2 separate regions of the Homo sapiens genome follow, and region 2 is linked to region 1. Evidence: read pairs that join two places in POLR2A ChIA-PET (ENCODE). Cell type or tissue: Panc1. All regions are shown on one strand. Links, peaks and the distances in the headings refer to the core of each region. The heading gives the core; the rest is flanking DNA.

Region 1 (15,281 bases), core at 2,765-10,764:
CACTTTGGGAGGCCGAGGCAGGCAGATCACCTGAGGTCAGGAGTTCGAGACCAGCCTGGCAAACATGGCGAAACCCCGTCTCTACTAAAAATACAAAAATTAACCAGGTGTGGTGGTACACGCCTGTAATCCCAGCTACTCGGGAGGCTGAGGCAGCAGAATCACTTGAACCTGGGAGACCGAGGTTGCGGTGAGCTGAGATGGTGCCACTGCACTCCAGCCTGGGAAACAGAGTGAGACCCCCCTCAAAATAAATAAATAAAATAAAATAGGGTAGCAGTGCCAGGCACAGTAGCTCACACCTATAATCCCAGCACTTTGGGAGGCCAAGGCAAGTGGATCACTTGAGCCCCAGGAGTTCGAGACCAGCCTGAGCAACATACTGAAACTCCGTCCCTACTAAAAAAAAAAAAAAAAAAAGCCATGGTGGCACGAGCCTGTGGTCTGTGGTCTGTGGTCCCAGTTCTGAAGTGGGAGGATGGATTGAGCCCAGGAGGTAGAGGTTGCAGTGAGCACTTGATCATGCCACTGCATACAGCCTGGGTGACAGAGTGAGACCCTGTCTCAAAAAATAATAATTTTTTTTTTTTTTGAGACAGAGTTTTGCTCTTGTTCCCCAGGTTGGAGTGCAATGGCGCGATCTCGGCTCACTGTAACCTCTGCCTCCCGGGTTCAAGTGATTCTCCTGCCTCTGCCTCCCAAGTTGCTGGGATTACTGGCATGCGCCACCACACCCGGCTAATTTTGTTGTAGTTCTAGTAGAGAGGGGGTTTCGCCATGTTGGCCAGGCTGGTCTCGAACTCCTGACCTCAGGTGATCCACCTGCCTTGGCCTCCCAAAGTGCTGGGATTACAGGCGTAAGCCACAACGCCAAACCAATACATTTTTTAAAATAGAGTAGTGGTAGTGGAAATTGAGAGAACTGAGTGACTTGAGTTTTGTTTTAGAGTCGGCAAAACCTGCTGATGAATTACACGAGTGGAGTGTGGAAAAAACAGGAATCAAGGAAAATACCTAGATATGGAACATAAATCTTTAGGTAAATGGTGATGCCCTTGACTGAGACGTGAAAGACTGGAAGCAGATGAGAAAATCAAATAATTCTATTTGGCCAGTTACAAATGAGATAATATACATAAAACTCTCATGCAGTACCTGCACACAATAAAATCTATGATCGTTGACTATTACGTTATTATATACCAGACCTACTATACCAGGTACTTTAAGAGCAATATTTCATTTAGTCCTCATAGCAATGCTGCAAATGTATTATATTGTCCATATTTTATTTTATTATTTATTTATTTATTTTGAGACGGAGTTTTGCTCCTGTTGCCCAGGCTGGAGTGCAATGGCGCAATCTCTGCTCACTGCAACCTCTGCCTCCCGGGTTCAAGCGATTCTCCTGCCTCAGCTTCTCGAGTAGCTGGGATTACAGGCATGCACCACCATGCCCAGCTAATTTTGTATTTTTAGTAGAGACAGGGTTTCTCCATGTTGGTCAGGCTGGCCTCGAACTCCCGACCTCAGGCAATCCGCCCACCTCAGCCTCCCAAAGTGCTGGGATTATAGGTGTGAGCCACCGTGCCCAGCCTGTTTATTTATTTTGTTTTATTTTTTGAGATGGAGTCTTGATCTGTCGCCCAGGGTGGAGTGCAGTGGCATGATCTCCACTCACTGCAACCTCTGCCTCCCAGGTTCATGCGATTCTCATGCCTCCACCTCCTGAGTAGCTGGGATCACAGGTATGCACCACCACACCCAACTGTATTTTTAGTAGAGAGGGGGTTTCGCCTTGTTGGTCAGGCTGGTCTTAAATTTCTGACCTCAAGTGATCCGCCCACTTCGGCCTCCCAAACTGCTGGGATTACAGGTGTGACCCACTGTGCCTGGCCATTGTCCATATTTTAGAGACTGGATTGTTGCGGCTCAGAGAGAAATAGATTTTTCCAGGATTATTAGGTGGTTGCTGTGGGATCAGAACTCAGGCCTCTTGTCAGTGCTCCACAGGAGTGGGAAGTAAGTCAAGATAATTAGCTAGGGAAGAGTCTTGATACTTATCCCTATGCCAAATGGAGCAGATGACAATGAGGTGGCTACATTGTCTGGGCTATATACCCTGGGGTTGGTAGTCTGGCACCAGGAAAATTTAGGACACTAACACACACGAAGAGTTTAGGAGCGGAGGTTTAATAGGCAGAAGAGAAAGAGAAACAGTTCTCTTTATATATAGAGAGAGGGGTCTCCTAGTGATCATGGTGGCAGATGCGCTGGACTTTATAGTCCAGCTTGAGGAGGCGGTGTCTGATTTATGTAGGGCTCACAGATTGTTTCGATCAGGTGTGACATTTACATAGCCCAGGGGTGAAGGCTGGTATCCCCACCCTGATCTTATGATGCAAATGAACTCTCCTTGGCTGGCACCATCTTGTCTGCTCCTTACTGTACATGTGGCTGGCAGAGAAGGGATGATGGAGTCGCCATCTTGAACATGTCTAGTCCCTAGTTCCTGCCCACATTCACCCGTGCAAGCTCCCAGCTTGCTTGTCTATGTCTGAAGCTCAACTTTACAGGCTGGTCTTTGTTAGAAAATGATTTGGGGCTGCTTTTCATGAAAAAGAAAAGCCTTACCATGGACTTCTATACCCTTACTATCTGCCTAAGTGATTTCTTCTTAACTCCTATATCAACCACACTGTTTAGAGTGCCCAGCCCAACCCAATGGACCTGCCAATATTAGGGTTGAATGACTTAGCTGGATTAGTGGTTACCCTTGGGAGGGTAGAAACTGGAAGGGAGTATGAGGAGGCTTTTGAGATGAAGGTAATATTCTTGATCTTGGTGCTGGTTGCATGGTGTGTTGAGTTTGTGAAAATGATTTGAGGTATATACTTTTGATATGTATAGTTTTCTATATGGATGTTTGCGTGAATCAAAAGTTTAAGGAAATTATTTGAGGAATCTTAACTACAGTGTCAAGTCTTTTCAAACTAGGAAAATAGAAAATAGGTAGAGGTATTAGAAAGAATGGGTTTAATCTTAACCTTGGACAATAGAAAGGAGATTCTGGGAAGAAGGGATAATGGGCAAAAGTGGTGCAAAGCAAGGCAGTAATTGGATTATCAAATCAAGATAAATAATGAAAGGTATCTCCAAGTCTGGGTTGGGATAATGGGACTAGAAAGGAATGACTACAGCTCTGCACAGGATTGGGTAGGCTGGGGGTTGGGTTAAGGGCAGGAGAGCTGGAGGGGGAAGAGAAGAGATAGCTTTTCTGTTTCTGTGTCTAAGGCCTATCCAGTTTGATTTTTCCTTTTCCAATTTGGAGCGTAATTGAATGAAAAGCATATGGGCTTTGGAAACAATGTTTCTTGTGAGAAGCAAGAAAGCAAACAAACAAACAAACAAACATCTGGGCCTGAATTCCAGCTTTACCACTTACTAGCAGTGTGGCTTTAGGCAAATCATTTAACTTCTTTTATCATCTTAAAAGAAGAGAGATAATAATATCCAGCGATGTACAGATAAATGTGTAATAACCAACTTGCTAAATAAAAAAAGCCCTGATTTGAAGTGGTTGCACTTCTGTGGTATAAATACTCCACATAGCAGAATTCAAGCTACAGATATTGATGCCATAGAATGCAGAGTTAGGAAGAGATGCACAGTATCACACCATTATTTCCATCATACAGACACAATAAACATAAATAACCTCAAGAGCATAGATAGGCCAGGCACAGTGACTCACATCTGTAATCTCAGTACTTTGGGAGGCAAAGACAGGAGCATCCCTTGATCCCAGGAGTTCGAGTCCAGCTTAGGAAACATAGTGAGACCTGTCTCTCTATAAAAGAAAAACACAAATGAAAAAGAGCATAGATAGTAGTAAAACACTTAGGAAGTGATGAAATTTGAATATTGTCTTGTGTTTAATATAATTTGATTGTACATTTATATAATTTAATTTTCAGTAATGGCTCTGTTTAACTGACTTGCAAACTTTCTGAAAATTTAACATTCAGCTCTCATAAGCAAGTGCATCAACCAGCTCTCGTGCATCACTGTAAATAATTTATCTACCTTGCATGATTGAGAGGGTTGAAAGTAACATGTTCTGTGCCTTGGAGATAATTAAGTGCTCCATAAATGGCAACTATTATTATATAACAAACACTTATATACCACTGACTACATGACAGGCTCCATTCCAAGTGCTTTACAAATATTAACCCATCTAATCTCTGTAACAACCCTAGAAAGTAAAGCATGTTATTATTCCCTTTATTCAGAAAAGTAAACTCTGTCACAGAGAGGTTAAATAACTTGCCCAAGGTCACAAAGCAACACAGCTAGAAGTATAACCCAGGCAATCTGGCTACAGCATCCATGATCTTAAACACTGTGTTTTGCCATCTCATTATTAGTTTACAACTGTACATATAAAACCAATAATAAGTACAGTGAACTCTAACACATTTTATTGCAGAATTTTGGGATTCCTGTGCACATCAGTCAAGTGAGAATTACTTTCAGTAGAAACCAAGTAACAAATTGGATATGTTGAGTATCACATCATATGACAACATAGAGTCCAGGCAAATAAAAGTTAATCTTGAAAGTTTTTGAGTCAGGTGTTGGAGGTAAGGGAAGTTTGAGGGGAGTATAGACCTTTGATTAGATTTAGAAGGGAACTACAGCTAGCAAATGCCAGTGAAGAAACCTAGGACTGTGTCCAGGAGATTAGTATTTTATCTAGATAATGCCTGAAGGCTTCATTTTAGGGTCAAAAGTAAACCAGAAAAGAGAACTCCTCTGTACTTTTACTGCCATGAATCCCAGATGAAGAGTCTTTTAGGTTGTATACATTGCTTGGATGATAATAACTATCATTTATTGAGCACATACCGTGTTTTGAGTACCTTGCCTAGAGTGGCTTATTTAATCCTCAGCCAATCCTGTTAGATTCAATTATCCCTTCACCAAAAAAGGACCCAAATTTGAGATCAATTTTATGTTGTTAATGGGAAGAGTTAGTAGAAAACAATTCCATGTAAGTTCTAAGACAAGGTTTGCTTAAACAAATAACTAAGTAGCACTTTACAACTAGCCTCATCCTAATATAATAATAATAATGACAACACCACCACCAGTGTCTAATAGCTTCTTAATAAATGTTTACTGATTTAGTTTTTTTGTTTGTTTGTTTGGTTGGTTGGTGTTTTGAGACAGAGTCTCACTCTCTTGCCCAGGCTGGAGTGCAGTGGCATGATCTTGGCTAGCTGCAACCTCCGCCTCCTGGGCTCAGGCAGTCCTCCTGCCTCGGCCTCCTGAGTAGCTGGGATTACAGGCACCTGCCACCATGCCTGGCTAATTTTTATATTTTTAGTAGAGATGGGGTTTCACCATGTTGTCCAGGCTGGTCTTGAACTCCTGACCTCAGGTGATCCATCTGCCTCGGCCTCCAAAGTGCTGGGATTACAGGCGTGAGCCACGGCGCCTGTCCTGACTTACGTGTAATTACACTAAAAGCAGTGAGATTTAAGGGGAAAAATATAGGACTGAGAAAAAAGGAGACCTCAGAGTGTTCACTATGAATTACCATTCACTGCATATGTAGGCACGATGCTAGGCCTTTTACTTGAATATTTTCATTTAATCTTTGGAACGACCAATAAAGTAAGTATTATTACTTACCTACTATTATCTGTATTTTATAGATGTCACTTAGCTTAAATTATTATCCCTATTGTACAGATGAAGAAACTGGAGCTCAGAGAAATTAAGTAACTTATCCCAAACCACATAGGTAGTAAGTGGTAAAGATGTGTTTCCAGCCCAGGTATGCCCAAAGCCCATGTTCTCAACACCGTGGTTATCTTTACACGATAGCATTTGGCTGATTTTTGTTCTCTTCTTTATATCTATTTTTTCTTATATGTGTTTGGAAATTTTAACAAGAGTCCATATCATTTTTATTTATTTATTTTTTTGAGATGGAGTTTCACTCTTGTTGCCCAGGCTGGAATGCAATGGCACGATCTCGGCTTACCGCAACCTCCGCCTCCCGGGTTCAAGTGATTCTCCTGCCTCAGCCTCCTGAGTAGCTGGGATTACAGGCATGTGCCACTACACCCAGCTAATTTTGTATTTTTAGTAGAGACAGGGTTTCTCCATGTTGGTCAGGCTGGTCTCGAACTCCCGACCTCAGGCAATCCGCCCACCTCAGCCTCCCAAAGTGCTGGGATTATAGGCGTGAGCCATCGCGCCTGGCCAAGAGTCTGTATCATTTTTATAATCAGAAAAGAATGAACATATTTTCATTTTGAAAAAAATGGAGCATTTAGCAATGTCAAATTAACTCTTTTTATTCCAGTTCTCTGTAATGTTTCCCTATTTAAAATGTAAAAGGCGGCTGAGCGAGGTGGCTCATGCCTATAATCCCAGCACTTTGGGAGGCCGAGGTGGGCGGATCGCCTGAGGTCGGGAGTTTGAGACCAGCCTGACCAACATGGAGAAACCCTGTCTCTACTAAAAATACAAAAATTAGCTGGGTGTGGTGGCAGGCGCCTATAATCCCAGCTACTCGGGAAGCTGAGGCAGGAGAATCGCTTGAACCCGGGAGGCGGAGGCTGCAGTGAGCCTAAATCCTGCCATTGCACTCCCCTCTGGGCAACAGAGTAAGACTCCATTTCAAAAAAAATAAAATGTAAAAGGCAATCTCCAGAAAGGACTAGCACCACCATTCCTACTTACAACATCTTAAATGTCACTTTAAAAAAAAAAAAAAACAACAACTCACTCCTTATTCCTTAAGGATGAGGCTTACCATATGTGCCTCATGTTGAGAACAAAAGCAGTTCTCCAGAAGCCAGAATAATCAATCAGCCAAAGCATTTTCTAGCGAAAAGAGAGGTCAGACAAAACTGTTGGGGATGTTGGTGTCAGGTGCCACCAGCAGTGGGAACCATAGGACCGAACCACCTCAGCCTCCATGCCTCAAAAAAGAACCTAAGATAGGTGTCAGAAGTAGAAGGCTGACCCTCCTCTGTCTTCTTCGTCATCCCCGCTTCATCCCAGAAATAATTGCATCAGACAGTCTAATGATTCTGACAGGGCATGGAGTGGGAAATCTAGACAGGGCTCAATATTGGGGCAGGGTGATGAGCAATCAACCTATATGCAGGCAGGATCCCCAAACTCAGAGGAGGGAAGGAGGCCAGGCCTCTGGACAGGAAAGGAAGCCCTTGGGGGCAACTTAGGAACCCTATCAGTTGGCTAGCCTTCAGGGATACTACAGGTTTATTGGGGGTAACGTTTTCCAAGCAGGGTAACAGGTCAACTAAGGAGTATAAGATTAAAGTAATCTTAAGACCAGGCTCGGTGGTTTATGCCTATAATCCCAGCACTTGGGGAAGCCAAGGCAGGAGGATCACTTGAGGCCAGGAGTTTAAGACCAGCCTGGACAACATGGCAAAACCCTGTCTCTACTAAAAAATACAAACATTAGCCAGGTGTGGTGGCTCACTCTTGTAATCCCAGCTACTTGGGAGGCTGAGGAGGGAGGATCGCTTGAACCCAGCAGGTGGAGGTTGCAGTGAGCCAAGATCCTGCCACTGCACTCCAGCCTGGGCAACACAGTGAGACCCTGTATCAAACACAAAACAAAAAAAGAAGTAATCTTAACACCAACATATTTCTTGTTGACACAGATGTATTTAGTAATTAGATCACTCATTCATTCATTCATTCATTCATTCAACAAACATTGCTACAGGCCTCTTGTATACCAGGCTCTATGTGATTAATCGGGACACAGCATGGTCTTCATCTCTGGGAGTTTACAGTCTGTATAGGGTAAAGAGCAATACAGTGTGAGGAAATCACAGTGTGCCACAAGAACCTGGAGGAGGCAGCTCACCTAGCCCAAAGATCAGAGGAAATCAGGGAAAGACTTTGGACCTGGATACCAGGGATATATACCACGTAATCCTTCCTTTCATTTGGTGCAATATATAAGAAATGAAATCAGAGTGCTGTCTTTTTTTTTGCCAGGCTGGAGTACAGTGGTGCAATCTTGGGTCACTGCAACCTCTACCTCCTGGGTTCAAGCAATTCTCATAACTCAACCTCCTGAGTAGCTGGAACAACAAGTGTGTACCACCACGCCTGGATAATTTTTGTATTTTTGGTAGAGACAGGGTTTCACCATGTTGGCCAGGCTTGTCTCAAACTCCCGGCCTCAAGTGATCCACCCACCTTGTCCTCCCAGAGTTCTGGGATTACAGGCGTAAACCACCACACGTGGCCAGAGTGCTGTCTTTGTTACAACTTTTAACAATACATCACAAGCCTGTATTTCTTCTTTTTCAAAAAGTTGTTTAGGCCAGGCATGGTGGCTCATGCCTGTAATCCCAACACTTTGGGAGGCTGAGGTGGGAGGATCGCATGAGTCCAGGAGTTTGAGACCAGCCTAGGCAACACAGGGCAACCCCATCTCTACAAAAAAAGAAAAAGAAAAAAATAGCCAGGTGTGGTGGCTTGTGCCTGTAGTCCTAGCTACTCGGGAGGCTGAGGCAGGAGGATCACTTGAGCCCAGGACGTCAAGGCTGCAGTGAGCTATGATCATGCCACTGCACTCCAGCTTGGGTGACAAAGCAAGACCCCATCTCAAAAATAAAAGCATTTTTTAAAGTTGTCATAAACTTTTATGAGAACATGTGTATCTTACATAGACTGTCTTGTGGAATGTATAGCTACCCAGGCCAGGCCAGGCCAGGACACATCACGCTCATGACAGCTGGTGACGTAGGAGCTCAAGGACAGTGAGATAAGCCTGCAGGTGCTTGTTCTAAAACACCTTATCAGTGCTATAAAAATCAATGTAAAGTCCCTCAGTTACCAAAACTAAGTGGGTGAGCCAAGAGGACACTGTGATACTGGTTTTCCTGTTCTATACCTATACCACCCCGTCATGCTCCCAGCCACACTCACATCCCAGCCTGTTTATTCCTCAGCTCGCTCACCAGAGGTTCACATCTCTACCTTTGCTGCCTCAGACATTCAGAAAAAGAGCAGGAGGACCTTCCATCCCCACCTTGCATATGCTTTGTATAAATTTTTTCCTTTCTCCCTTCCCTTGGGGGCTGGGAGAGTGCTTGGAGTAGTGATGCTAAAAGTGAAGATAACTGGAAACTGGCTATGGGCAATTTTGTCTTAAGCACATCATTTCTGAATTTTTTGTTTTTTTGTTTGTTGTGAAACAGAGTCTCCCTCTGTCACCCAGGCTGGAGTGCAGTGTCGTGATCTTGGCTCACTGCAACCTCCGCCTCCTGGGTTCAAGCAATTATCCTGCCTCAGCCTCCCGAGTAGCTGGGATTACAGGCGCCCGCCACTATGCCGGGCTAATTTTTGTATTTTTAGTAGAGCTGGTGTTTCACCATATTGGCCAGGCTGGTCTCGAACTCCTGACCTGGTGATCGCCCACCTTGGCCTCCCAAAGTGCTAGGATTATAGGCGTGAGCCACCGCACCTGGCCTCTGAATTCTTACAATGTGTGTCAGGTGGGGTTGGCATTCAGGGCTAGAAAGAAGCATATGATCATTTTTTCAGAGAACATTGGTTTCTGCCCCCAAACACTGCTGGTCAGGGAGGCTTCCTGAGGAGCTGTCACATGGTCTCAGCTTTCATGTCAGGTAAAGAAGGGCAAGGGCTGTTCCAGACACAGTCTGGATGGAGTGAGCTGCTCTCTTTGCCTCATTGTCTTTTGACCTAATTGCTTCTTTCTGTATGACTGCTCTGTTTTCTTCTCTGCTTAACCACAGTTTTTGTTTCCTCATAATTTTAGTGTAAACACAGCCATTGTTGCCATGGCTCATCTCAACTACCACTTCCAGCTTTTGGCCCATGACTAACTACAGATTTTCTCAACAGTTCCCCATTTTGTAATTCCTAAATGGTCCAGTCCAATTTGCTCAACTTATTTCAGTTTTAGGTTTTTTTAAAATTTCAGATTATCAAAATTTTTTCAGGATACTAAGCAGCCCGTGGACAGGTCCTCTTGGACAAGTGCTCATTCATTCATTCCTCACTTGTTCACTGAGTTTCTTCTTAGACTTCACTATATATATGAGATACAATAGTATACAAGAGACATATGGCCCAGGTTGGAGACAGATAAGTTAACAAACAGTTAAAAGACCATGTTGGCCAGATGCGGTGGCTTATGCCTGTAATCCCAGCACTTTGGGAAGCCGAGGCAAGTGGATCACCTGAGGTCAGGAGTTCAAGATCAGCCTGAGCAACATGGTGAAACCCCTCTCTACTAAAAATACAAAAATTAGGCTGGGAGCAGTGGCTCACGCCTGCAATCTCAGCACTTTGGGAGGCTGAGGCAAGTAGATCACGAAGTCAGGAGTTCGAGACCATCCTGGCCAACATGGTGAAAACGCGTCTCTAGTAAAAATACAAAAATTAGCTGGGTGTGGTGGCGGGCGCCTGTAATCCCAGCTATTCGGGAGGCTGAGGCAGGAGAATTGCTTGAACCGGGAGGCGGAGGTTGCAGTGAACCGAGATTGCGCCATTGCACTACATCCTGGGCAACAGGGCAAGACTCCGTCTCAAAAACAAACAAACAAACAAACAAAAAAACAAATATTAGCTGAGTGTGGCGGTGGGCACCTATAATCCCAACTACTCGGGAGGCTGAGGCAGGAGAATTGCTTGAACCCAGGAGGCGGAGGTTACAGTGAGCCGAGATCATGCCACTTCACTCCAGCCTGGGCTAAAGAGCGAGACTCCATCGCAGGAAAAAAAAAAAAAAGGAATGCATTGAATTTGGTCTCCGTCAGCTAGAAGAGTGACAGGCACAAAAGCCAGAGTTCAGTAATTTAAGGAATGAAGAGTGAGAAGAACTGAAGATAGAAGGTGAGGACAACTCTGGCCAATTAAATACATGGAAATGGAGAGGTGGAAGGAGTTGAGGATGGTCGTGAGCTTCATAGCATGTCTGTCTAAGCCACAGGGCTAGGAGGTGGTGGTGGACGTTTGTGTTAGGAAAAGGCATGCCAGGCATTGTGGGGTCTGCTCCGTCTAGAGTGTTGTCAGTCAGGGAGGCCTGACTGGAGGAACTGAAGGCTGGAATCTGCAGGAGGGGACATGGAATTCTTCAAAGGCCTTTTCATCCCTGGTTCCCAGCACCCTGCTTGGCTAAAACTGGAATGGACAGGCCCTTAGCAAATATTTATTGGCTGGAAACTGAATGCCTGGTGAATAGATGGATGGGTGGATGAAATTGAATTAAATATTGTTCTGCTCTATAGTCCTTTTTGTTGAGTTACAGAATATTGTTTGTGGAAGGTGTTGTCTACTTTTCCTTGCACCACTGCAATGACTATTGTCTGTTATCAAGTGAGCATTATAGATAAGCTAATGGGGAAATCCAGCTTCCTTCAAAGACCCAATGATCAGAAATGAGGACAGAGAGGCAACGAGCCCAGGTCCTAAACAGGCTTGAGGGCTGCAAAGAGCCCTGCTGCTAGACCCCACAGGGAGGCTTCACGTGTTCCTACGTACAACCTTGACACACAGTACTTTAGTAAACATTCCATATGTTTGGGGTTGACCAATTTAAAGTATCTTACCTTTCAATATTTTCTTCTTAAGGCAAAATCAGATAGTGGACTTCCCCAACTAACTTCCCTCATTTTCCCTTGCTCTATGATGCCTCCACCACCCCTCTGCTGTCCCTGTACCTGCCCTATTTCAGGCCCTCCTATCATCAGTCTTTTCTTTTTAAGTTGTTTTTCTACTAATAAAGGAAATGCCTGCTCGTCCTCATCTTTTCTAGCTTCATCTCTCCTCCAATCCGCCCTCCCTGGCCCTGGTTCATCTTTAACACAAGTTCTAGGATGATGTTTCTTTTCTTTTCTTTTTTTTTTTTTTTTTTTGAGACAGATTCTCGCTCTGTCGCCAGGCTGGAGTGCAGTGGTGCGATCTCGGCTCACTGCAACCTCTGCCTCCTGGGTTCAAGCGATTCTCCTGCCTAAGCCTCCCGATTAGCTGGGGCTACAGGTGCCCACAACCACACCCAGCTAATTTTTATATTTTTAATAGAGACGGAGTTTCACCATGTGGGCCAAGATGGTTTCGATCTCTTGACCTCATGATCCACCTGCCTCGGCCTCCCAAAGTGCTGGGATTACAGGTGTGAGCCACTGCACCTGGCCAGGATGATGTTTCTGAAACACAGATCTGATGATGTTACTCCCTGCTTAAAACCCTTTGGTGGTTCTCTGTTGATTTTAGAATAAAGTCTCTCTCTCTCTCTCTCCTTCCTTCCTTCCTTCCTTCCTTCATTCATTCCTTCCTTCATTCCTTCCCTCCCTCCCTCCCTCCCTCCCTGCCTCCCTCCCTCCTTCCCTCCTTCCTTCCTTAATGGAGTCTCACTCTGTCACCCAGGCTGGACTGCAGTGGCACGATCTCAACTCACTGCAACCTCCACCTCCCAGGTTCAAGGGAGTCTCCTCCCTCAGCCTTCTGAGTAGCTGGGACTATAGGTGCATGACACCATGCCTGGCTAATTTTTTTTGTATTTTTAGTAGAGATAGGGTTTCATCGTGTGGGTCAGGCTGGTCTCAAACTCCTGACCTCAAATGATCTGCCCACTTCAGCCTCCCAAAGTGCTGGGATTACAGGTGTGAGCCACCGTGTCCGGCAAGTCTCAGTTTCTTAGTAGAGAAGACGGGAGCGTTCAAGGCTCTTCAGGGTCTGGTCCTTCTTCCACCTTCCTCTTCAGCAATGTCAAACTGCAGTAGCGCCAGCATCATCCAACAGCACACACCTGCTATCACAGCCACATGTCTTCGCTTCCTGCTTCTGCTGCAGCCTGAAATACTGCCCTTGACTCTGCTCCATTCCTTTATGTCTGGAAGCTTGAGAGCCTCCTTCCTGGCATTTGTCTCATGGCCTCCTGCTGATTAAACACAGTCCAGATGGTGCTGCTGCTTCTCATCTGGCTGGGCAAGATTCTGTTTCAGCTCCTGATTTCCATGAAATATGCAATCCCATCAGGCATTTGGGGATTTGGGCAGTGTACTAAGGATGTGAGGAGTGTGGGGGAAGGGGTACACTGCACAGTTCCCACAATTTACACCTAAGATTTCCCACCTGAGGTCTCTCCTCTCCAAAATTCCCTTGTTTCAGCCAGCTTCCCAGCCCAGGGTATTTTAGTCTTCCCCCTTCTCCTTGTTAGGAACACATGTGTGCATGCATATATGTGTGTGTGTGTGTGTGTGTGCATGCATGCATGTGTGTGCATGCGTGTGTGTGTGCATGCATGTGTTGCGTGTGTGCATGCATGTGTGTGTGAATGTGTGTGCATGCATGTGTATGTGTGCGTGCGTGTGTGTGTGTGTATATGTGTGTGTAAACCTCCCTTGTCTCATGCAACACAATCCCACCCTTTCTCTACCCAAGTTCCAAGAGGCTATAGGGTAGTTTTTCATAGATTATCCTAATTTCTTCTCAGGATACTTTGGCACCTGTTGCTAAAAAAATTAAAGAGGCATCCATACCTTACACATCTCTCTCACTGAGTTTGCTGTGAGCTCCTGAAGGCCAGGCCCATGTCTAATTCATCACTGGTCCCTGTTCCAGCTGGAGCCTGGCACAGACATGGCCAGGACATAAATGAGCCACCGGACTGTGGTGTGGCTAGAAGAGGCTGGGAAGTATGGGATAGCAGGTCAGTAAGGAATGCCTTCATTTTTCATCCTGGAGAGTTGGGTTTCTGATGAGCTGCCCCCACCCCCCATTGTTCTCAGAGCTGATTCATACCCAGAAATATATCCTCTGCCTCTGTCGATACATCTTGGCCTTTGAGAACCCCATTAGGCCAGACAAAGGGAACGTCCATCTGCTGGGCACTTTCTTTCTTTTTTTTTTTTTTTTTGATACAGAGTCTCGCTCTTTAGCCCAGGCTGGAGTGAAGCGGCGTGATCTCAGCTCACTGCAACCTCCGCCGCCTGGGTTCAAGCAATTCTCCTGCCTCAGGCCCCCGAGTAGTTGGGATTATAAGTGTGCACCACCACCACGCCCAGCTAATTTTTTGTATTTTTAGTAGAGACAGGGTTTTGCCATGTTGGCCAGGCTGGTCTCGAACTCCTGACCTCAGGTGATCCACCTGCCTCGGCCTCCCAAAATGCTAGGATTACAGGTATGAGCCACCGCGTCCGGTCTGCTGGGCACTTTCACGAGGTATTTCCTCCTCCAGGAAGCTGGTCTCCCTCTGTGACCATCCCCGGGAACCACATTTCTCACAGATCACCTGTCCAACAGCAGGTGCCAAGTCTACTCCCATCCTTACTGCCCCTCGCTGAGCACAGGCCCGGCCATCTTTCAGCCTCCCCACTGGTCTTTCTGTCTCCATTTCCACCTCTTCCAGTCTGTTCTCCATACTCACCACTAGAAATATGGTTCTGGGCCAGGCGCGGTGGCTCACGCCTGTAATTCTAGCACTTTGGGAGGCCAAGGTGGGCGGATCACTTGAGGTCAAGAGTTCAAGACCAGCCTCACCAACATGGCGAAACTCCATCTCTACTAAAAATACAAAAATTAGCTAGGCATGGTGGCACATGCCTGTAATTCCAGCTACTTGGGAGGCTGAGGCAGGAGAATGGCTTGAGCCTGGGAGACGAACATTGCGGTGAGCCGAGATCACGTCACTACACTCCAGCCTGGGCGACACAGCGAGACTCCATCTCAAAAAAAAAGATGGTTCTAAATGCTAAACTGACCTTGACCACCACCCCCCAACCTCAGGTAAAATTCCTTCCATGGCCCCGCTACTGCTTTATTTTAATAACTTGATTGATAAATAATTTACATACCATAAAATTTACCCATTTTAAGTATACAGTCAGGTGAATTTTAGTAAATTTATAGTTGCGTAACCATCACCCAAATCCAATCTTAGAACACTTCCATCATCCCCAAAGTTTCCTTGTGCCTTATATTCTCCACTTATACAGTCAATCCCTACCTCACCCCTTAGCCCTAAGCAACCACTGACCTGCTGTCTCTATAATTTTGTCTGTTCTAAAAATTTCATGCAGCGTGCTGGGCATGGTGGCTCATACCTGTAATCCCAGTGCTTTGGGAGGCCAAAGTGGGAGGATAGCTCCTGGAGTTCAAGACCAGCTTGCGTAACATAGTGAGACCCTCTCTTTATAAAAAATTTAAAAATTAAATTTAAAAAATTAAGCCGGGCATGATGGCTC
Region 2 (15,281 bases), core at 3,731-11,730, 110 kb after region 1:
CAGATCCCTTCCCTGGAGGGCTACATAATGAAAAGTGTCTTATTTATATACTTCAGAGTTATTTTATACATATATAAGCACACATGACTATACACATTCTTTTTTGTATAGTAGCATACCCTATGCACAGTCTTGCACTTGGGTGATTGTTTCAGACCAGTTTATAAAGGGCATCCTCATTCTTTTTAGTGACTATGTAGTATTCCATTGAATGATTTACCATGACTTATTTAGTCTCTATTGAGGACATTTAGTTTATTACTAATCTTAGGCTTTTACAAACAAAGCTATAGTGAGAATTTGTGTGCATGTATGTGTGTATGTGTGTCTGTGTGTGTTTCATACATGGTGAGTACAGAGGCTGCATTTCTAGAAATGGTTTTCTGAGTCAAAGGATATGTGTATTTTAAATTTAGTAGACATTGTCATAATTGCCTTCCATAAAAGTTATACCAATTTATACTCCTGTCAGCAATATAATGATGTAATGCCTGCATTTTAAATTTCCAGCACCTTAGAAAGCTTTTTCATTTTTTTTTCAAGGCAAGTTTTAGAGCAGGAATGAAAGTTAAAAAACTTTAGAGCAGGAACAAAAGGAAGGAAAGTACACTTGGAAGAGGGCCAAGTGGGCGACTTGAAAGACAAGTGTCTTTTTTTATTTTTAAAGACTTTTTTTGTTGTTGTTGAAACAGGGTCTCACTCTGTCACCCAAGCTGGAGTGCAGCAGCATGATAATGGCTCATTGCAGCCTTGACCTTCTGGGCTAAAGTGATCTTTCCACCTCAGCCTCCTGAGTAGCTAGGACTAGCTAGGCATGTGCCACCACGCCTAACTAATTTTTTTTGTGTTTTTTTTTTCAAAGTAGAGATGAAATCTGGCTATTTTGCCAGGCTGGTCTTGAACTTCTGGCCTTAAGCAATCCTCTTTCCTCCACCTCCAAAAGCGCTGGGATTACAGGTGTTGTGTTTGGCCTTAAAGCTTTTTATTATAAAATATTTTAAACATACAATAATGAACCGTCATGCAGCTAAAGCCATCCTCAGCTCATGGCCAGATAAGTTTATCTAAACTGGTACCCACTTCCTGCCTCCCCCTGGATTATTGTGACGCGAATAACAAATATACTGTTTCATTCAGAAATATTTCAGTATGTATTCCCAAAAGATAAATACTCTTGGCTAGGCATGGTGGCTCATGCCTATAATCCTAGCACTTTGGGAGGCCAAGGTGGGTGGATTGCTTCAGCTCAGGAGTTTGACACCAACCTGGGCAACATGGCGAAACCTCGTCTGTACAAAAAAATACAAAAATTAGCCAGGCATGGTGGTGCACATCTGTAGTTCCAGCTACTCGGGAGGCTGAGATGGGAGGATCACTTGAGCCCATGAGGTCGAGGCTACAGTGAGCCGAGATTGCACCACTGCACTCCAGCCTAGGCAACAGAGTCAGACCCTGTCTCAAAAACAAAAAAACCTGACTCTTTTTAAACTCTTTAACCACAACATCATCACCACATGTAGAAAATACTTCTTCAATATCAACAAATATTCAGTTAATGTTCACATTTCTCCAATTGCTTTTTTCTTTACTTTTAGTTGTTTTATTCAAATCAGGATCCAAACAAGATCTGGACACTGTATTTGGTTCATGTGTCTCACAAATGTCTCTTAAGTCTTTTTTTATCTGTAAGTTCCTCCTCCATCTTTTTATCTTTGCTCCTCTTGTTATTTGTTGAGGAAACAGATGTTTGTCCTATCAAGTTTTCCACAGTCCAGATTTTGTTCATCGTGTCCTCCTGGTATTATTTCATGTGTCTCTCTATCTCCTCTATTTCCTGAACACTGAAAGGTAGCTCCTGAGGCTTGGTCTGATTCAGGTATGATTTTTTTTCTTTTTCATGTCTCCTGCTAGGTGGTAGTGTGTTCTTACAGCAAGAGGGATGTAATACTAGGCTTTTTTTTTTCTCTCTCTTTTTTGTAATGATCATTTCTTAGATGCATTCTCTTATTAGATTCTATCATCCCTCCTTCACTTACCAGATGGAATCTTTCTCTGTTTTTAGAGATAGGGTCTCACTTTTTCACCCAGGCTGCAGTGCAGTGAGTGACGCAATCACGGCTCACTGTATCACGGCAGCCTTGACTTCCTGGGCTCGGGTGATTCTCCCGCTTCAGCCTCCTGAGTGGCTGGGACTACAGGCACGTGCCACTATGCCCGGCTAATTTTTGTATTTTTTATAGAGACAGGGTCTTGCCATGTCAAGGTTGGTCTTAAACTGCTGGGCTCAAACGATCCACCCACTTTGGCCTCCCAAAGTGCTGGGATCACAGGCGTGAGCCACCTAACCCAGCCAGAATATTTCTACAAAACCAACAGGATGAGCTCAAAAGAACTCATCATGACCAGCAGCAGCAGCGGTGTTGTTATTAGCATTTTATTCATTTTTTAGTTTTGTTCATATTCAATGTTTGTACTGAATAAAAATTGTTTATATAAAAGATTTGCTTTTACAGTTACATACATTGGAATTTATATTGAGTTTAAATTTTAACATATTTAGATTAAGTCAACAATGAGTAACCCAATAATTTTTTTTCCTTTCAAAGGGGGGTCTGTACATTATTCTAGTTCAAGAGACACTGGTATCAGGCCATAGTGTTACATTTTAAAAATTTCTGTAAACTGTGAGCTTTTCTACTGTGAGCCAGAGATTGTTTCTTTTTTATTTTTGTTTTTGTCTTAATATCCCAGTACCTGACATACAGAAGGAAGCAGAGCTTTAATGGCTTGTCTTATTGTGAGGAATTCCCTGCAGCCTCCACATTGGTCCTCTTTGTTGATAAACATCAACATCCAGTCTGTTAAAAATTGTGCTTTTCAATGGCAATTTCACTATTTAAAATGGTTCCCAATAGTAGTGCTGAAATGCTGCACAAGAAAACTATAATGGGCCTTATGGAAAAGACACATGTGTTACGTAAGCTTTGTTCAGGCACAACTCATAGTGCAGTTGGCTGTGAGTTCAGTGTTAATGAATCAACAATATATATGAAATAAGATGTTTTTAAATGGAAACACACATAAAACAAGGATATACATTTTTCAATAGATGAAAATAGGCCGGGCGTAGTGGCTCATGCCTGTAATCCCAGCACTTTGGGAGGCCAAGGCAGGCGGATCATCACTTGAGGCCAGGAATTTGAGACCAGCCTGGCCAACATGGTGAAAACCCGTCTCTACTAAAAATACAAAAATTAGTCGGGTGTGGTGGTGTGCACCTGTAATCCTAGCTACTCGGGGGGCTGGGGTGGGAGAATTGCTTGAACCTGAGAGGCAGAGGTTGCAGTGAGCTGAGATGGCGCCACTGCACTCCAACCTAGGCATCACAGTGAGACTCCATCTCAAAAAGAAAAAAGAAAATGGTGTGACCAGAGACAAGCAGGAACCTAACTCTTTATTTCCTCTAGGAGCCATGGTTCAGTATTCATGATTTCAACAACTTTATAGAACATAACTACCATAAAGTCAAAATAATACTACATAATGTGGAATTTATAGCATATATGAATGTAAAGTATATAACCATGAAGATAGAAGGGTGGTATTTAGAAGTATACTGTTTTAAGGCAGGGCATAGTGGCTCACGCCTATAAACCCAGCACTTTGGGAGGCCAAGGTGGGGTATCACTTGAGGTCAGGAGTTTGAGACCAGCCTGGCCAACCCTATCTCTACTAAAAATATAAAAATTAGCCGGGAGTGGTGGCACATGCCTGTAGTCCCAGCTACTCAGGAGGCTGAGGCAGGAGAATCTCTTGAACCCAGGAGGTAGAGGTTGTAGTGAGCTGAGATTGCGCCATTGCACTACAGCCTGGGTGACAGAGCAAAACTCTGTCTCAGGAAAAAAAAAAAAAAAAGAAGTAAGTATACAGTTTTAAGATTCTTTTTTTTTTTTTTTTTTTTTAAGGAGTCTCACTCTGTCGCCCAGGCTTGTGTGCAGTGGTGTGATCTCAGCTCACTGCAACCTCTACCTCCTTGGTTCAAGTGATTCTTTTGTCTCAGTCTCCAACGTAGCTGGGACTACAGGTGCATGCCACCACACCCAGCTAATTTTTGTAGTTTTAGTAGAGAAGGGGTTTCACCATATTGGCCAGGCTGGCCTCAAACTCCTGACCTCGTGATCCGCCTGCCTTGGCCTCCCAAAGTGCTGGGATTGCAGGCATGAGGTACCATGCCCTGCCAAAATTCTTATATTCGTAAGTACTAGAGTATTTTTGGCAGGCAGGCTATGATAAAAAGAAGATGCGTATGCATCTATACAGCAACCACCAAAAATAAGTCAAATGGACATAAGCAGAAATTCAATAGCGGTGACACAAATTAAATTAATAATGATAATTCACATAGGAGATAAAATTGAATAAGAATAATTTTCCAACTAAAGGTAGAGAAATGAAAATCTGAAAACAGAAATAGAAATCAAACACCATGACAGATAAATCCAAACATGAAACACTAATTTAATGTAAATGGATTAAATACTCTCATGAAAAGGCAGCATTTGCTGACCTTTTATAAATGCAAGCAATTATATGTTATTATCAAAAAACGTACTTTAACATTAAAAGACATAGACAATTTGAAAATAAAATGATAAAAAAGAAAAAAATATATATCCAGTCTGTTAAGTGGTTGTCCCAGCCCTGCTCACACACCTCCAGACACAGAACACTTACTGCCTCCTGAGGCAGCCTTCCATTCTTGCACAGTTCTGATTGTTAGAAAGTTACTCCTCAAAGCTAAAATGTGCCACCAACATTGTCATAATTCTGCCCCCCTGCACTAAGAGGACTTCCCTGGCCATGCCCTACATCCCTTTCTAGTGGTACTGACCACACTCTATTATAGTTCCTTGTTTCCATGCCCGATCCCAACCAGACTGTGAGCTCCCCAGGCAGGGACTATAGCTGTGTCATCCATGGCCTTTTCAGCCCCCAGTCCCGGGCCTCCCACAGAGGAGGCACCCAGAAACAGTCTGTGGAATCAGAGAATGGATTGTCTCAGAAGTGGTCTCTACTTCAAGTTAAACATTCCTTATTCTTATGTTCTTCATGGCTTCCAGACCCCACACCACTGCCCTCATCTCCATAGGCTCCAATTGGCTAATGTGCCCTTAATCTATGCAGCTTGAAGATAACATGTATGGTATGGTCTGGCCAGGTTCCAGCCTGTGCTGGACCCTGAGGACAGAGATGGATCCAACTTGGTCCATCTTCAAGGAGCTCACCGCCTTGTAGAGAAGACACACCTGTAAACAAACACATGCAGTAAAGTGTTATACACACTGAGAGAAGCTTGCATAGGGAACTGTGGGGAAATAAAAGAAGTACTAAGTCTTAAAAGGGAGGATGAGGGCAGAAAAGGCTCAAAGTGACACTGAATTAGTGAGGACTTTGGGTTGTAGGTAACAGGAAACCCAGCTCAAACTAGCTCAAGTGAAAAGAGAATATTTTAGATCTCATAACTGAAAAGTCTGTGGATAGACTTCAGGCACAGATTGATCCAGGGACTCAAACAATGGCATCAGGACTTGGTTTTTCTTCCTCTATTCCTTAGCTCTGCTGACCTCAGAATTGGCTTCACTCTCTCCTGTGTGGTGCCAAAGATGGCTGTTGGTCACACCACACTTAGATTCTATAGCTTAGCCACCCTTACTTCCGTATACATTCAGCCTAAGGCCCAGGAAGGATTCTGGATAAATCATCACTCCAAGGAGCGTCATGACCCTCTTGGAACAAACAGATGGGGCTTAGCCCCACCTGAACCATATGGGCTGAGAGCAAGAGAGGGAAGGGTGACTCCCCAAAAGGAAGAGAGAGGTTCTATTCCCAAAAGAAGGAATTCTGGGAAGGCCAAGACATCAGATGTCCACTATGGCTTCAGAAGATAAGAATTGTGGGATAGATAAGAAGACATGGTGTGTTCCAGGCAGAATAAGAAGCATGAGAGTCTCTGAAGTGTGAAGCTAATCTGGGGAACTCAAGTGCCTATCTTGCCCCAGACTATAGCAGGTGTTTTAGGTGCTCCATGTATATTTGCCTGGCCCTTCCATTTCAGTGCCATTTCAAATATCTGTTAGAAACAGTCATTTCAGGCTGGGCACAGTGGCACAATCCTGTAATATCAGCACTTTGGGAGGCCGAGGCAGGAGGATCACTTGAGCTCAGGAGTTTGAGACCAGCCTGGGCAACGTAGTAAAAGCCTGTCTTTACAAAAAATGCAAAAATTAGCCGGGCATGGTGGCGTACACTTGTAGTCCCAGCTACTTGGGAAGCTGAGGCAAAAAGATTGCTTGAGTCCAGGAAGTGAAGGCTGCAATGAGCCAAGATCATCACCACTGCACTCCAGCCTGGAGCCTGGGTGACAGAGTGAGACCCTGTCTTAAAAAAAAAAAAAGAAGAAGAAGAAGAAGAGAAATAGACATTTCAGTGTCTATTTCCACCTGCCAGCATCTGTACCTTTTTTCTCAGGACTTTTGGAGGGACCGGGGCTGTCAACCCATGTGTCAGGCTGGACATGCTGGAGAATTCATATCCCCCGAGCAGCCCTCAGCCAATGACTGACTCCCCTAGCCCCCTTGCCTCTAATGAGGGGTAACTCTGGATGTGTGTTCTACCCAGGCCTCTAGGGTTCCCTAGCAGGGCTAAGCTTGCTAAGGGTACACCTTATGAAAGGCTCCATTCACTCCTGTGTTACTTCACCACTCTTCTAATTGTGTTTCCTGGGATCACGTCACACATGAACCACTTGTACTCAAATCCATGTCCCAGGGCCTGCTTCTGGGAGAATCCAAGATAGCCCCAAACACATTCTTCTAAAAACAAAGCTTAAGTCAGTGTCAACACTTTTTGTTTTTGTTTTGTTTTGCTGCCACACTATCCTATTTACTTAGGTGGGATAACAAATATGCATAACATCTGAGGTACAGCCCCTCCTTCCAGGAGCTCCTGGTCTGAGGGGAAGGCAATAATAAGCATTTCATGGTTTTCAAAGTGCCTTCTCAGCTGTGAGTCCATTTGCTCCTTGGAACACTGCAAGGTTTGCAGGACCAAGATTGTTGTTGTGCAAGTGAGGAACACAGAGGCTCAAAGTGGGGCAGTGACTTGGCCCAGGTCCCAGGGCCGATGATCCTTGGCTGACCCCTTTCTTGGCTTGTGCCTGTGTCAGCACCATCCAGGTGGTCTCTTATCACTAAGAAGAATTAGGGAATCCCTCCTTCTCTGTAGGTTCAGCCAGACCTCCAGTAAAGACACCCACATCTGTTGCTTGTTTTCTAAACATTGATGACTTTGGAGGTAGAAGATTAGAAGCACCAAAAACCAAACAGCATTCTGATCCCCCCAGGGGCTGCTTCGTCTATTGCTCCCTCTTGGACTAGGGGCTCTCCCAGTGAGAGCAACATTTTCCATGCAGTCAGGGCCATTCTTCCCATATCAGACTGTACCCTGCCCAAGAACAGGGACTTACACAAGGATGATACATATGAAAAAGGGGAGATACGTGGGATGGGAGCAGTCAGGGGACACAGACAAAGGCATCTAATTTAGGGCAGGGGAGATTTCCGGGAGGAAGTAGCATCTAAGGGTGAGTTAGCCGGCCCCAGGAGGAAGTATGTTCCAGGCAGAGAGAACAGCATAGGCAAAGGCCTGAAGATGACAGAGAGTATGTGGATATTTGAGGAACTGAGATTGTCCCCTCCTGCTCCTTTCTGGGGTGAAAACCCAAGCTCGCATCCTCCACCCACATTCCTTAGTTCTTCTACTCCTTCCTCCCACCCCTTGCCTGGAGCACGCTGAAAAGGATCAGGGGAGGACCCTACTCATCTGACAGATGCACTGCCTGTGCTGGATCCTTCCACGTGTCCCTTCATGGGTTCACCACCCTTCTCCACCCACAGTAGGCCGCCTGACTCTGGAGCTTCCAACTGGGTTGAGCCAACAGGAGGCAGTGGTAGAAGACCACAGGATGGGAGGGGAGAGAGGGAAAGGTGCTTGTTCCCCTGGCTCTCTCCCTGCGAGAGGTTAGCCTCTACCAAAGGCCACAGCTCCAGCCGAGATGCCCTCCCCACCACTGCCCTCTCTGAGTTCCAGTAACCCCTTCCTCCCCTTGCCCTGTCAGCCCAGGTAGTTTTCATCCTCACTGTTGCTAGCCAGACATACTGCACTATTTTGTCTTGATTTCCTAAGCCCTCGCCACACTCTGAATTACCCATTTTCAGGGTGCCATCTGTTTCCTACCTGGACCCTGGTGACGCACAGCCCTAATCCACAGTTAGAGGATGGACGGGGTATGCTAAGCCCTGCAAAATGCTGGGAACCTGGGAGGAGTTATTGAGTTATTGGTATTCAGCTCAATTCCACCTCACTTGCCTATCTTTTTTTTTTTTTTTTTTTTTTCCCCTGAGACAGAGCCTTGCTCTGTCGCCCAGGCTGGAGTTCAATGGCATGATCTCGGCTCACTGCTACCTTCACTTCCTGGGATTGAGCAATTCTCCTGCCTCAGCCTCCCAAGTAGCTAGGATTACAGGTGCCCGCCACCACGCCTGGCTAATTTTTTGTATTTTTAATAGAGATAGGTTTCACCATGTTGGCCAGTCTGGTCTTGAACTCCTGACCTCAGGTAATCCACCCGCCTCAGCCTCCCAAAGTGCCGGGATTACAGGCATGAGCCACCGTGCCCGGCCCCTCACTTGCCTCTCTCCAGCCCAACTCACGAGGGTCCAGAGCTGTTCTAAGCACAATATTTGCAGCAAATAACAAATCCACAGGGATGTATTACTGACCCTGTTTTCAGAAAAGGAAACTGAGTTTCAGAAAAAGAAATTGCCCAAATTCATGTAGTTAGAGGCAAGTCCACTGTTTGAACTCCAGTCTAGACTCCAAAGGACCCAATGAGACAGCAAGAGTGAAGATGCTTTTGCAACTATGAAGAGCCACCATACCTGTCCAAGCTAAGAACTGTGGTGTGGTGCCTGACCCTCCCCACAAGGCTGAGTTTTGAAGAAGGTCAGATCTGGCAGGAGCCCTAGAGATGAGACAGTCTCACACCATCCTGTGCAGAGAGGGAAACAGGTCCAGAGAGGACAAGTAGTTCCGCCAAAGATGAATATTTGCTGTTGGAATCAGAATGAGACGCACATCTTCAGACACCTCATAAACACATCAGTGAGAAGGATGTAGCACTCCCCTTAGAGAGGGATTTGGAAGAGAGAGAAGAAGAGGGGATAGAGAAGAGGGAACGAGCTGATTTCTGGGCTGTAGCATTTCAGATTTGGGGAATGCAAGGGATTAAGGACCAAACTGACAAGCCAGGAGGAGATAAGACCCTGAAGGCACAGACACGGGCTCCTCATGAATAATAGAATAAAGTAACTTGATGTGACTGTGAAACTTCCTCTGTGAGTCACACTGCATTTCCCCCTGGTGACCCAGTCTTCTGAAACTGTTGACAGGTACCATCCACACTCACCCTACCTCTCAACATTTTCCCCCCACTTCCTAGACCTTAAGTTAGGAACATCAAATATATCAGAGTCATCTGGTTAGGCGTTACTGAAAAATCAAGATGTAACTCAAGGGATACCAAGGTGGAAAAGAAACAACTGGTCTCTGTTCTCATAGCGCTTCCAGTCCAATGGGAAAGGCAGGCCCCAAACAGATAAACAGAAGATTGGGTTGAGTTCTATGAAGAAAACAAACAGGGAACTGGATGGATGATGGTGCCATTGACTGAGACATAGGAAAGTGAAAGGGAAAGAAGTCAAGAGTCCCAGTCCCCACATTATCCAAACAGAGACATCAGGGAGGTTGTTGGATATGGGAGTTCGATGCTCAGAGGAAAGGTTTGGCCCAGAGGTTGAAAAAGTCTCCTACTGACCTTTGAGGCTCTCTCAGGTTCTATCTCTTCTTGGAAGCTTTCTCTGATAACATAATTCCTAGGGATCTTCCCTCTCATGACCATTATTCACTCACTCATATATTCAACAAATTTTTACTAAGATCTCCTCTGTGCTAGGCTTGGTGCTGGGAATGGCTTAGTGCCCTCAATGAATTTATGTTCTAGGTGTGGAGTCAACCAATAGAGGAGACAATTGTAACACAGAATGGTAAGTGCTGTGTGAGAGGAAAGCCCGAGGGGCTGTAGGAGCAGAGAAAGTGGGCTTCTGTGCCAGCCAGGTCCTTCAGGAAGAAGATGGCCATCTCATATGGATAATTCAAGAAGGCTCTATTCAGAGATGGGCAGGGAGTGGGGAAACCACAGGGGTTGTGAGGTATCCTGGAGCTGAAAGCACCTGGGCATCACTACCACCCCTAGGACTGAAGAGGAAAGAGAAGGAGGTGGTTACAGGAATCCAGACTCAGGGAGAGCTCTAAGATAGGGCTGAGGGCAGCGGGAGCTGTGGGCCTCAGTTGAAGATGCAGCAAGAACAACAACAAAAGACTTTTTTTTTTAAGTAAGTGAAATATATCAGAATCATCTGTTAAGGTGTTACTGAAAAACAAGGCAGGGGATGGAGGTAGGGAGGCAGGAGAAGGGAGGAATTAGCATTTATAGATTGGATGCTCAGGGAAGGCCTCACCAAGAAGGTAACATTTAAGCCAAGACTTGTTTGTGGCATGTCTCTAGGTGAGTCTTCCCCTCATCCCTTCAATCAGCTCATCCTACCCTCAAATTCCATCCACCCCACTCCCCCATCTTCCCAGGGTCAGGGCCATGTCTCCAATGTCTTTGGATTAGGGAGCTCCTTGAAGTCCCTGTCAGACTAGAGATCCCCAGAGACAGGAACTCTGTTTCCTCCTGCTCTTTCTCATCCAGTGACAATAGAAGCTGCCATTTATTAAGCCTATGCCTCATGCTAGGCCCGGCTCCAGGCATATTAAACGCATCACTTCATCTAAGCCTGCTGGCAAGGCTCCAGGGCACAGGTGGGGAACATGAGGCAGCTCAGCCCCCTTTCCAATGGCCAGCTGCCTTCCCTGACATGGTTGCTGCCTTATCCTCACCCCAGAGAAGGGGGAGTAGAGGATAGACCTTAAATTCTTTTTTTTTTTTTCTTTGAGACAGAGTCTTGCTCTGTCACCCAGGCTGGAGTGCAGTGGCGCAATCTCAGCTCACTGCAACCTCTGCCTCCCAGGTTCAGGCGATTCTTCTGCCTCAGCTTCCCAAGTAGCTGGGATTACAGGTGCATGCCACCACACCCAGCTAATTTTTTTTTTTTAATCTTTAGTAGAGACGGAGTTTCACCATATTGAGCAAGCTGGTCTTGAACTCCTGACGTCGTGATCCGCCACCTCCCAAAGTGCTGGGATTACAGACGTGAGTCACCACGCCCAGCAAATTTTTTTTTTCTTGAGATAGGGTCTCACTTTGTTGTCTAGGCTGTAGTGAGTGCAGTGGCACAATCTTGGCTCACTGCAGCCTCAACCTCCTGGGCTCAAGCAATCCTCCCACCTCAGCCTCTCAAGTAGCTGGTACTACAGGCACATAGCATCATGCCCAACTAATTTTTTTATTTTTTGTAGAAATGAAGTCCCACTATGTTATCCAGGTTGGTCTTGAACTCCTGAGCTCAAGTGATCCACCCACCTCAGCCTCCCAAAGTGTTGGGATTACAGGCATGAGCCACTGCTCCTGGCCGACCTTAAATTCTTGAAAGACTGTAAAAGGGAACACAGATCAGACTTCTATTTCATGTCTCCAATGGGTGCAAGGACCAAAGGGTAGAAGTCAACAGGAAGCAGTTTTTGTTAAAATGTGAGAACATCCTAACAATCAGAGCTGTCTGGCTGCCTTGCAGGCATTGAGCTCCCTAGAGGTGTGCAAGAGAAGCTGGATAGCCTCATTTCAAAAATGAAATAGAGGCAGAGTGTGGTGGCTCACACCTGTAATCCCAACACTTCGGGAGGCCAAGGCGGGCAGATTACTTGAGGTCAAGTGTTCGAGACCAGCCTGGCTAACATGGCAAAACCCCGTCTCTACTAAAAATACAAAAATTAGCTGGGTGTGGTGGTACACCTGTAATTCCAGCTACTCAGGAGGCTGAGGCACAAGAATTGTTTGAACCTGGGAGGCAGAGTTTGCAGTAAGCTGAGATCACACCACTGCACTCCAGCCTGGGTGATATGTTTCCAAAAATAAAGAAATGGGAGAATCTGTTAGGCTCATGAGGGATTTGACTAGGAAACTCTTGAGAGTTCTTCCAATTTACATTCCAGAACCCTAAGATGATATGATTCTAAGACTTTGGTTCTAAGATTTTATTAGAACAAAAGACAATCCCTATCTTCAAAGAACTCACAACCTAGCAGATGGGGTGGACAAATGGTTACTTTCTATAACTGTCATAGACAGTCCTACAGAGTAAATGCAAGGCCGTGGGCAGGATCTGAGAAAGAACCCTGACCAAGCCAGGACTGCTTCCTCATGGCTAGTCTCAAGAACCATTTGCATCAGAGTCATTTGGAAATCTTGTTTGAAAATGCTGATTTCTAGGCTCTACTCCAGATTTCCTGAATTAGAACCTCTGGAGTGGAGCCCAAAAGTCTACTTAGTAAAACAAGCTCCCCAGGGGATTCTTAGGCAGATTGAAAACTGAGGTTGCAGGATGGGCACAGTGGTTCATGCCTGTAATCCCAGAACTTTGGGAGGTGGAGGTGTGCAGGTCACTTGAGCCCAGGAGTTCGAGATCAGCCTGGGCAACATGGAGTAACCCAATTTCTATAAAATACAAAAATTAGCCAGACATAGTGGTGTGTCCCAGTTACTCAGGAGGTTAAGGGAGGAGGATCACCTGAGCCCAGGAGTTCAAGGCTGCTGTGAGCCATAATCACTCCACTGCACTCCAGCCTGGGTGACACAGTGAGATCCTGTCTAAAGGAAGGAAGGAAGGAAGGAAGGAAGGAAGGAAGGAAGAAAGAAAGGAAGGAAGGAAGGAAACTGAGATTGCATGCTTAGGTGATTAGGATGACTTTTCTGAGAGGTGATCTCCAGACTGAGAAAAAGGAATAGTAGGGTCAAAACAAGGTGGGTACAATATACCCACCTTGTATATTGTATACAATATACAATATACCCACCTTGTAGTAGGTCTTTTTAAAACGATAGCACTTCTTAGATATATTCTGGGATTCTGTAATTGAGAGTATGTGCTTCAGATATCCTGGAGCAGACCTTTGCAAGGGAGTGAAAGAGCTGGCCTGAGGCTGTTATTAATTATTCTGAGGCAGTGAGCTGGTAAAAGGGCACCCCACAGGGTCCCCCGGAGAAATTCTCTGCAACTGTCCCTTCCTCTGCCACTAGCCTCCTGGCTCTTATTCCTCAGCTGCCCCGGCTGCCCCAGTTCTCTGAAGCCTGCAATGTCACCAGCAAGGAAACAACAGTTTGAGTGAGGGCATGGTGGTGGGAAAATAAACTGTTCTGGGACAGAGATGAGTAAGGTGCGGCTGAACACAAGTTGGTCAGGCACTGTCACGAACTTTTGAGGCTTGGTGGAGGAAACATTTGCTGGTGCTACTCAGAGACAGAGGGGTGTGTAGTGGATTTTGGGTCTGGGCTCTGCTACCTGGGCAAATCCCTTCTCCAACTGGGCCTCTGCGTCCTGTGTGGAAAAGAGTTTGTGTAAGAATCATATTATTTTGCTGTTGACCCTTTGGTTTTAATACTTTGGACTCAAAGGTCTCATCTGACCTCAACCATAAGCCTGTGAAGAATGCATGGAGGAACTGTACCAACTTTACAGCCAGGCCAAGGCCCAGTGAGGGGCAGCGACTCGCCCACCACCACACAGCCACACTGGAGCAAAACCGACTCCTGGAGATCGGCCTCATGCTGGGCTTGCTGAGGCCCAGCGGAGCGAGAGGCTTTCGGTCTCTGGTCCAGGAAGCAGGCGCTGCAGGGGACGGAAGGGTCGGAGCCCACAGCCGGGGGAGGCCAAGGAGCTGGGCGGAGGCACTCCAGGCCAGCCCGGGGAGAAGTGGGTGTGCTGGGGCCCGGGCGGGGCAGGGGGAGGGGACGCCCGGGGGAGGGAAAAGGGAGCCGAGCGCGGGTGGGAGCCCAGAGCCAGAGAGCGCGCTGGGCGGTGCTGGGCACCCGCGGAGTGGAACGGGGCTGGTGGAATGCACAGGGTCGCAGCGCTTGGGCCACCCTCGGTCAGAGGGCGCCGTGTCCAGCGAGCAAACGGGCGCCCCGGAGCCTTGCTGAGAGGCAGGTAAGGCACCCACCCAGCTGGGAAGGCTGAGCTGCGGCCTGGGGTGGAAATGAGGGGTCTTCCCGCCTCCCTTCCAAGGGCCACGGCGCGCTCTCCGTGAGACTGTGGAACCGAGGGGGAGTGGGGGAGGGGTGGGCGCTGCAAATACCAAGCTAGTCCTCCCGGATCCTCCCCGATCCTCCCGAGCGCAGTGATCGTGGAGCAGCATGTGGGAGTAGGGAGCTGGGCTCTGCGCGCCCCGTCTGGAAACCGTGGGGACTTGCGCCGTTATTCCCAGCCCTCAAGACGGCCACAAGAAAAGTTCCTCCACACCCACAGACGTGCAAGCGAACACTTGCAGCTGGCAGCCAGTGCACACGCAGAAACGACATTTCAGGACCCAGCACAGTCTCATTTGGCTGGAGCCACCGGCTCTGCGGAGCTGACTTGCCCATTCCCTCTACACCTCACTGTGTCCTTCACCCTGTCTGACCTAGTCCCGGGAAACCTGGTGACTCCCAAAAGCATCTTCTGCTGCCAGTAACATAGGTCGAGGCTGGGAGTCGGGAGACTTGAGTTCTAGTTTACAGGCTGTGTAAACCCGGGCAGTCATCCCTCAGCTCTGCGCCTTGTGCTCGCTTTTCCTGGGCCACCATTTGTAAAACGGGCCTCCTGCTCCTGTTGCCTGCATACCCCATGGGACAGAAGGGGAAAGGGGGATTGGACCTCAGAGTCTCTTATCTCGAAAATAAATGAGTTTAGTTCTTGCGTGAAAGCCCACCAGAGTATCCCTCCTAAAATCCTCTCCACTAATTTGCATATAGGGAAACTGATGCCCCAGGGGAGATGATTTACCTAAGGTTACAACAGAGACCAAACAGAATTAGAACCCAAGTTTCCTCAGTCCTAGCCCAGGGCTCTCTCCACTTCACCTACAAAGGCATGTTGTAAACGTGTGAGCTCCTCCTTATTTCCTTGCATCCGTCCACTTTGTCTGTTCCTGATGGAGGAAGACCCATGCTGGGGGCCTAGAAGCTG

Evidence for each region. ChIA-PET counts read pairs that join two places held together with the same protein. Peaks named below come from ENCODE experiments on the same cell type or tissue, not always from the same donor. Only the 100,000 strongest peaks of a DNase experiment are listed, where the experiment ranks them.
Region 2: POLR2A ChIA-PET joins it to region 1 with 12 read pairs; 3 of 35 experiments call an interaction of 5 or more read pairs at or near these places.

The regions. Positions count from the first base shown.
Region 1 is chr11:74,575,883-74,591,163 of GRCh38, reverse strand. LOC105369386 (a long non-coding RNA gene) reads right to left here and starts at 15,182. Exons shown (of 3, transcript XR_950302.3): 1 at 15,141-15,182; 2 at 13,578-13,726; 3 at 12,784-13,043. RefSeq lists an enhancer at 9,595-9,644. In Panc1, for the core only: no CTCF peak of the experiment used is centred there; no DNase peak of the experiment used is centred there; H3K27ac peaks cover 288 bases.
Region 2 is chr11:74,466,381-74,481,661 of GRCh38, reverse strand. KCNE3 (potassium voltage-gated channel subfamily E regulatory subunit 3) reads left to right here and starts at 14,113. Exons shown (of 3, transcript NM_005472.5): 1 at 14,113-14,264. In Panc1, for the core only: no CTCF peak of the experiment used is centred there; no DNase peak of the experiment used is centred there; H3K27me3 peaks cover 185 bases.